2 separate regions of the Homo sapiens genome follow, and region 2 is linked to region 1. The links are chromatin contacts, found by Hi-C or POLR2A ChIA-PET in ENCODE. All regions are on one chromosome and are shown on one strand. The core of a region is the stretch at or near the end of the contact, and the rest is flanking DNA. Distances in the headings are between cores, read along the strand shown.

What was found. Hi-C counts contacts between places; a loop is a spot of excess contacts on that map. ChIA-PET counts read pairs that join two places held with the same protein, here RNA polymerase II (POLR2A). Pooled maps may share reads with other maps.
Region 2: a pooled map shows a loop between it and region 1 (2.0-fold over the local background). The contact joins the promoter of ARL1 here to the promoter of HCFC2 in region 1. A Hi-C loop is called at or near these places in 1 of 50 pooled maps. POLR2A ChIA-PET finds 5 or more read pairs at or near these places in 2 of 52 experiments (activated CD4-positive, alpha-beta T cell and activated naive CD4-positive, alpha-beta T cell).

The regions. Positions count from the first base shown.
Region 1 is chr12:104,062,162-104,066,249 of GRCh38, forward strand. HCFC2 (host cell factor C2) reads left to right here and starts at 2,370. Exons shown (of 15, transcript NM_013320.3): 1 at 2,370-2,562; 2 at 4,006-4,088. The coding sequence starts at 2,400. It also overlaps a transcript of GLT8D2 not described here. RefSeq lists an enhancer at 404-573, a cis regulatory region at 489 and silencers at 1,897-2,056, 2,066-2,235, 2,217-2,386, 2,607-2,746.
Region 2 is chr12:101,405,869-101,409,956 of GRCh38, forward strand. ARL1 (ARF like GTPase 1) reads right to left here and starts at 1,904. Exons shown (of 6, transcript NM_001177.6): 1 at 1,774-1,904; 2 at 1-113. The coding sequence starts at 1,777. RefSeq lists enhancers at 1,387-1,436, 1,517-1,566.

The sequences.
Region 1 (4,088 bases), core at 1,120-3,619:
CTCCCAGGTTCAAGTGATTCTCCTACCTCAGCCTCCCAAGTAGCTGGGATTACAGGCATGCACCACCACGCCCGGCTAATTTTTGTATTTTTGGTAGAGATGGGTTTCACCATGTTGGCCAGGCTGGTCTCGAACTCCTGACCTCAGGTAATCTGCCCTCCTCGGCCTCTCAAAGTGCTGGGATTACAGGTGTGAGCCACCGCACCCGTCCTGAGAATTCCTTTTTAAAACATAGAGAGTTATCTCTCAAAAAAAGCTTAGATAGATGAGAAGGTGGAGAAGCATGCTGAGGTTTAAGGGAGTTGGGTGAATGAGGCATATAAGAGAAATTGAAAATGGTAAAATAAGAGGAAAAAAGAGTTTTAGGAAATTTACTATACAGTGTCTGTGTTCTCCTTTGAGTACCTCTTGAGAATCTGAGGTAGGGATTTAAATTGCTTTCAATTTTTTCTTCCACTGGACTTGTATCTCTTATTTATCTCTCTTTAATAAAAATAGAGATGGGATCTCACCATCTTGACCGAGCTGGTCTCAAACTCCTGGGATCAGTGGATCCTTCTGTCTCAGCCTCCAAAAGTGCTGGGATTACAGGTGTGAGTCACCATGCCCAGTCCTTTTTCAATTAAAATTTTAAAAAATAACTTGTATTGTGGATATTTAAGATATACAATATGAAGTTGATATCATATAGACCAGGGGTCCCCAGTCCCCAGCAACCAGTCCTCGGCCTGTTCGGAACCCCCATGACCTTCCTGAGCTCTGCCTCCTGTCAGATCAACCGCGCATTAGATTCTCATAGGAGCTCGAACCCTACTGTGAACTGCCCATAGGAGGGATCTAAATTGTGTACTCCCTATGAGAATCTTATGCCTGATGATCTGAGGTGGAACAGTTTCATGCCAAAACCATAGCCCCCATCCCCTTGCCAAGTCCATACCACCCACTCCCCTGCCAAGTCCGTGGAAAAATTGTCTTCCATGAAACCGGTCCCTAGTGCCAAAAAGGTTGGGGACAGCTGAAACAGGCAGTCACAAGGTTACTATAGTGAAGCATATTAACATATCCATCATCTCATATAGTTACCACCAACCCTTTTTGTGTCTCTGTGGCAAGAGTGGCTAAAATCTACTCATTTGGCATGAATCCCATATGCAGTGCAGTTTTATTCCTAATGGACTTGTGTGATTATGTGTAGGACCAAATCACAGGGCAGCTAGGCCTTATTAAGTGTTGCATTGGCTGGGTGCGGTGGCTCATGCCTGTAGTTCCAGCACTTTGGGAGGCCAAGGCAGGAGGATCACTGGAGCCCAGGAGCTCGAGCTTGCAGTGAGCTCTGATCGCGCCACTGCATTCCGGCAACAGAGCCAGACCCTATCTAAAATAAATAAATAAAAATAAAGAGTTGCGTATGACTGCTACCAGAGGCAGTATGGTATAATGGTTGGATATGACTGCTATCAGAGGCAGTATGGTATATGATATAAGGGCTTGGGGGTTCTGGAATCAGAAGCCCTGTGTTGGAATCCTGGCCCCAGTCTTTTTTTTCAACACCTCTCCTTTGTGTCCATCAGAAAATTACCTTACTGCACTGTGCCTCATTTCCCCGTCCATGAAAGGGAGATAACAGGAGCCACCACACTGGATTGCTGGATGGATTACATGAGTTAATACACATGAGGCACTTAGGGCATGCCAGGCTGTGGACAGCCCTCACTTGTTAGCTAGCAATGAAACAGAAACCTAGAAAACCATCTCTCCTCTGCTTAAGCCAAACAAACCAAAAATACCTCTTGTGGCTCACGGTTCCCAAGCTTCCTGGCATGGCTCCGCACAAAGCTGCCTTCGGTTCGCCCGGCAGGCTTTGTAGCGACCTTCCCTGCCCGGGTCCCAGTCACGGTCGGGAGCAGCCGCCGTGGCCCGGGCTCGCGAGGCAGGCTCCCGCCCGCACCCTCCCGTGCGAGGTCCCCGCCCTGCGCTCCCAGCTCTTCGAACCTCTACCCGAGCTTCTCTCACGTTGCTTGTGAGACTGCCTCGCCCACACATCCTAGATGCTCAATTAAAGTGGACGTAAAGGAAGATGCTGTGGCTTCTTCCCAAAATACCGAACGGGAGGCTCTGGGTGGGGATGGGAGACGTGGTCAGTGGGAAGCGTCCTTCCACCCTAAGGTGCGTTGCTCCGGGTGGCCGCTGGCCAAGTCGCCTGGGGTGGGGGCGGGGCTCCCCTGTCAGGACCCCCCTTCCCCAGCGTCTCTCCACTGCCCGCGGGCCTCCAGCCTGGCCGCCGGCGCCCGCGGCCACGTGACCCCAGCACAGCTGGAGGCGGGTCCCCGCCCTCCCCAGGGAGCAGCCGGTTGAGGCGGGAGCGGTGCATTGTGGGCAGAGGGGCGGGGGTTGGGAAGATGGCGGCTCCCAGCCTCCTCAACTGGAGGCGAGTTTCTTCCTTCACGGGGCCGGTCCCCCGCGCCCGGCACGGACACCGAGCGGTGGCCATCCGGGAGCTGATGATCATCTTTGGAGGGGGAAATGAGGGCATCGCGGATGAGCTGCACGTCTACAACACGGGTAGGCGCGGCGGCGGCTCGTCGGCCCCGCCTGCTGGAGCTGCGGAGGGGGAGGGGAGGCGAGGCGGCGGCCGCGGCCCTGACAGCTGTCACCGCCCGGTCACTGCTTCCTTGGGCGGGCGGCGGGGAGCGCGGCTCAGCCGGGCAGCCCGGGTCCGGCAGCTCTGTCCCGGACCGCAGCTCAGGATCTCCGGGGCCCTTGGGGCGCAACGGACCCCGAGCGGGGCGCACCGGCCTTCAGGCGGGGGATCCCGGACGCCCCCACCCCAGCCCGACAGGCGGACGCAGGCGACAGAAGACCATGTCCAACCGCCTGGGCCACTCCCCGAAATCTCGCCTCTGTCAAAAAACAAAACCCACTCCAAACCAAAGTTCCTTAGGGCCTTTCCCGTCTTTGCCTGCCTTCCTTCCTTAGGAGGAAGACCATCTAGGGGGTGAGGAGGGAAAACGAGAGGCCTTCTGGCACTCTCGCCTCAAATACAACCCGGTGTTTGGCAGGTAACGGTCAAGAGCCCCTCCGTGAGCCGCGCTCTAAAGCGGCGGGGACGTGGTGAGGCGGCCTTGTGTCTGCATACTCGGTGTGGACGCCCTTCTGGACTGGCCCTCGGAAAGAGGACTGTCATAACTTGAGCACCACTGCAGATCACAAGTGCCCCTGGGCAGGGAGCCCCTATCTTTGAGGACCTCTGTGGAATAGAAAGGAAACTGGATTTAATTTTTTTTTCCCCTTGTAAATGCTCAGGCTGTCACAAGAAATCTGTTTGGTGTAAAGACAGTGATGGAATTTTGGGTCTACTTCATGACCGATAACTTTTCTTTGATCAAACAACTTAATCACAGGAATAATTTGAAGGTTAACAAAATAGTGGAGTCTGAGAAGTTTTATTTTTTTCACCCTCTCCTCCTCCCAGCGCCCCAGCATATGAAGGTAAAAAGTTACTGACACTTTGGTCTTAGTGTAAAATCCCTGGCTTTGGAACAAATTAGACCTGATTTGAATCTTGCTCTGCCGGTTGCCCAGGATCAGCGCTAAAGTTACCAAACCTTTTTAAGCCTCACAATTTTCAGTTGTAAAATAGAGATTTTTATACTCACCCAGCAGGGCGTTTTGTAAGAATTAAATGATACAGATCAGGGTTTTTCAACAGCAGCACTCTCGACCTTTTGGGCCAGGTAATTCTTTGTTGAGGTTGGGGGAAGCTGCCCTGTATTGCCCTGTACATTGTAAGATGTTTGGCAGCATCCCTGCCTCTACCTACTAGATGCCAGTAACAGCCCCCTCCAGTTGTGACAACTAAAAATGTCACCAGACATTACCAAATGTCTTCTGGGGGGCAGAATCATCCCCAGTTGAGACCCACTGATATTGATGATATATATTTGCTGATAGTATATGATAACCGTTGTTTGTTATAATCGGTTTTCATTTTATTTTGGCAACTAGCTACGAATCAGTGGTTTCTGCCAGCTGTTAGAGGAGATATCCCTCCAGGCTGTGCTGCCCATGGATTTGTCTGTGATGGTACC
Region 2 (4,088 bases), core at 654-3,153, 2.7 Mb before region 1:
CACTTGTAATCTGTACAAAATTGTGGTTTTTCCTGCTCCATCTAATCCCAAAATTAAAATTCTCATTTCCCGAGTTCCAAACAGACTGGAAAATATACTTGAGAAAAAGCCACCTAAAAAATAATAAAAGAAAAAACATACACAATGTCATTTTGTGAACTAGGTATACAAAACATCTAACCTTGTCCTTTGAGAGCTAAATACCAAATTAAATATTATAATTTCCTGGATGCGTAGGTGCATATTTTTCCTCCCAATGAAATATATTATTCAATATCAAACAAGTAATTAGTTATGTTACTATGTCCTTAGTTATGTTACTATTGTGTCATGCAGGCACAGAAGATAAACCAAATAATAAGAGAAATATGGCCGCGGCCTTTGGGAATCTCATTTTCTAATCAGCAGAATAGGAATATTTTAGCATGATCCCCTCACTACCCCTAAAAACCAAGGGGCCAGTAAGGAGGATAGTGGGACAATGTAATCCTCGCACAGGAAAAGTACTGTACAGCAGCAGTACCACTATAACCAACTTCAATCAGAGTTCTCCACGAAGCAATATAGCTAGTACAAGAAATTGAGAAAAAAGCTGAAAACAATAACTATTTTTGACAAAAAACCCACTTTTAAAAATAATAAAGCTCTATCCAATGCATCACAAAATATTCCCAGAAAGCTTCCTGTACACCAAGTATTGTGTAGGATAAAAAGCACAGTCCTTTTCCCATCCAGAGCCATTAGAGAAGATTAAAAACAAGTTACATTAATACAAAAAAAAATAGTTAACATCAGAAGTGATGCCACACTGTTATTTGGCAAAGACATGGCATAACTAAGAGCTGCGAGTTGAAAAATGAACAACACCATGGGCTAGAGAACCTTGGGAAAGTTCAACAGAATAGGTGTGACTTGACAAAGTCCTTTCTACCATTTACAGGTAGAAGAGAGGCGGAACAAAACTGAAGGCGGTTATGGAAGACAGGACAGCGCCTGTGATGCTTGGGAGCAAGAAGTATGCTCCCCAGAAAACTGTGGAGGGATTTAACCAAGCCAAAGAATCTGCACCTTCATTTGGAGGGTGAGAAACGAGTTAAAGAATGTGCACCCTCACTTGGGTTCTAGCGGGGCGAGGGTGTTACCTGATGCTTGTGAGAATGCAGTTCCCTCAATCAGCGGGCCAAGAACCAAGAATAAAGTTTCATTTGCCGACTAGAAATACCCGTATTATTACATGAAACGCTACAGCAGATTAGCAGACAAATGCCAAACTGGCCATAAAACAACATAAGCAACACCTGCTCTCAGGTTTTTCAAACTGACGCCGTCCCAGCGCCCCTGGTAAAGAGAATGATTAAGCTTCCACTCTGGGGCCGCAGCTCATCTTTCACCAAGAAACCTCGGCGAACCTGCGACTGACGCGTTGCCAGCCTCCGCAAGAACAACTCTGCCCAGCAAGTGGAGCTGGGGATGAGGGAAAACTTCATGATAAGGGTAAAGAACTCGAACCCAGGCTCTGCGGACGTCCCCAAGCTGTCCGGGTCCCTGGACCCCGCAGGAATCAAGGGGAACCGAGAGAGGACGGAGGAGAACGCGAGAGGCCGGATCCACCCCTACAGATGAAGATCCAAAGTGAGTCAAGTCCTCCGCGACCCGCCCCCTGAGGAGCTGGCTACTCTAGGGTATCCTGGCCGGCCCCTCTCCTCCTCTGCACCCCAGCCCTCGGCCGCGGCTCCCTCGAGCGCGCCCAGGTGCCCTTCTCGAACCCCTCACCCATGATGAACCCCCTGTCCTCCCTCGCCGATCTTCAGTGATTCCTTGGCCTTCGGCTGCAGCTCCGAGGCGGTTTCCTCGCAAGCCCAGTCAGCCAGCAACTTCCACGTCGGACTCCAGGCGGGGGCGGGAGCGAGGGTCAGCTGCGACTGCGCGCCGGGAACGGTGGCCTGAGCATCCGCGTCGTCGCTTTCGACTCACGGTCCCCGCTCACTGGATGTAGATACCGTGGAGGCCAGAAGAGACGAATAATTCAAAAACCTGAAGTCTCTCCTGCTTGTGTTTTTCTGGACAGAAAGAGCTTCTGAAATAGAGAAATTGGAATTTTTGTTTTAAATTCTGACACCAAAAAGTGGCGAATCTGACAACTGAAAATGCGAGTCGGGCCTCGATGAGTCGTCCCGGTCGAACGCTGGCGCAGGCTGCGGCGTTGCAGAGGACGCGTGTCCCGGAGCGCCCTGCGGGGCCAGCCCAACTCTCCCTAGGTGCTTTCTCCCAGAAAGAAACAAGACTACGTAATAATAATAGGAATGGTACCGCGCTGCCAATGCGGAGCAGCCTTGCACCTGAGGCCAGTAACCAGAGGTTTTTGTCTTCGCTGTGGCCTGCAGGACGAGGACCTCGCCGGCTTTTTTTCTCGCTGACCGAGCAGCTGAGACCGCCTTTCAGGGGTCGGCAGTGTGGACTGGCTGGTCCCGATCGTGGGGACCAGGGACTTATTCCCTCGAGGGTCGACTGTTGGAAGTAATGTAGGTTTTGATAGTGAAGTGTGTGGAGAGGAAGAAGGAAGCACACCTATAGGATGTGGAGAAGGGATTTCCCCTAGAGAAATTTTTAAAGGTTGAGCATGTATGTTTTGAAACTTCCCAAAGATCCATTGAAAAGTGAACCTTCCGGCCGGGCGCGGTGGCTCACGCCTGTAATCCCAGCACTTTGGGAGGCCGAGGCGGGCGGATCACGAGGTCAGGAGATCGAGACCATCGTGGCTAACACGGTGAAACCCCGTCTCTACTAAAAATACAGAAAATTCACCAGGCGTGGTGGCGGGCGCCTGTAGTCCCAGCTACTCAGGAGGCTGAGGCAGGAGAATCACTTGAACTCAGGAGGCAGAAGTTGCAGTGAGTCGAGATCGTGCCACTGCACTCCAGCCTGGGCGACAGAGCGACACTCCGTCTCAAAAAAAAAAAGAGAAAAGTAAACCTTCCATCCCTAATACCCTGTATCTCGGTGATCCCCAGTAGTCACTACTGTTAATACTCTCTTAGGTTTTCTTCCAAATCTTATTAATACCTTTGCATATTATGTTTTTATTTATGGTAGAGATTTTCATCCATTCAACAGAAGCTTATGGACTGCCTTTTTAGTTTATTTTAAAAGAATTTTTCTAGCTTTAAATAAAAATTGTATATATTTACAGTGTACCATGTGATGTTTTCATAGTTGTATATGTTGTGAAATGATAACATACCCATCACCTCACATAGTCGTGTGTGCTTGTGTGTATATGTTTATTTTGTGCTAAGAATATTTAAGGTCGGCCAGGTGTCGTGGCTCAGGCCTGTAATCCCAGCTCTTTGGGAGGCCGAGGCGGGCAGATCCCTTGAGCCCAGGAGTTGGAGTCCAGCCTAGGCAACATAGTGAGACCCCATCTCTACAAAAAAATAAAAAAATTAGCCAGGCACAGTGGCACTTGTAGTCCCAGCTACTTGAGAGGCTGAGATGGGAGGATCACTTGAGCCTGGGAGGCAGAGGTTGCAGTGAGCCAAGATCCCGCCATTATTCTGCTCTCATTCTATGAGTTCCACTTTTTTTGACTCTACATATAAGTGGGATCATGAAGTATTTGTGTTTCTGTGCCTAGCTTATTTCCCTTAGCATAAATTCACCCATGTTGTCACAAATGACAGGATTTTCTTCTTTTTAAAGGCTGCATAGTATTCATTATATATATAAATATACATACATATACCACATTTTTACATTTCACGTTTTCTTTATCCATCAGTTCACTCTTAGGTGATTCCATACTTTGGCTATTATGAATAATGCTGCAATGAGCATGGTGATGCAGATATCTCTTTGACATACTGATTTCATTTTCTTTGGATATATACCCAGAATATATGGTATATACGTATATATTGTATATATGGTACATATGCATATATGATATATATGGTATATACTATATGGTTTATACTGTAGTTCTATTTTTAATTTTTTGAGGAGCCTCCATACTGCCTTCCATAGTGGCTATACCAATTTACATGCTCACCAACCATGCCTATCTTGGTTTTGATTTGTTTGCAGACTCC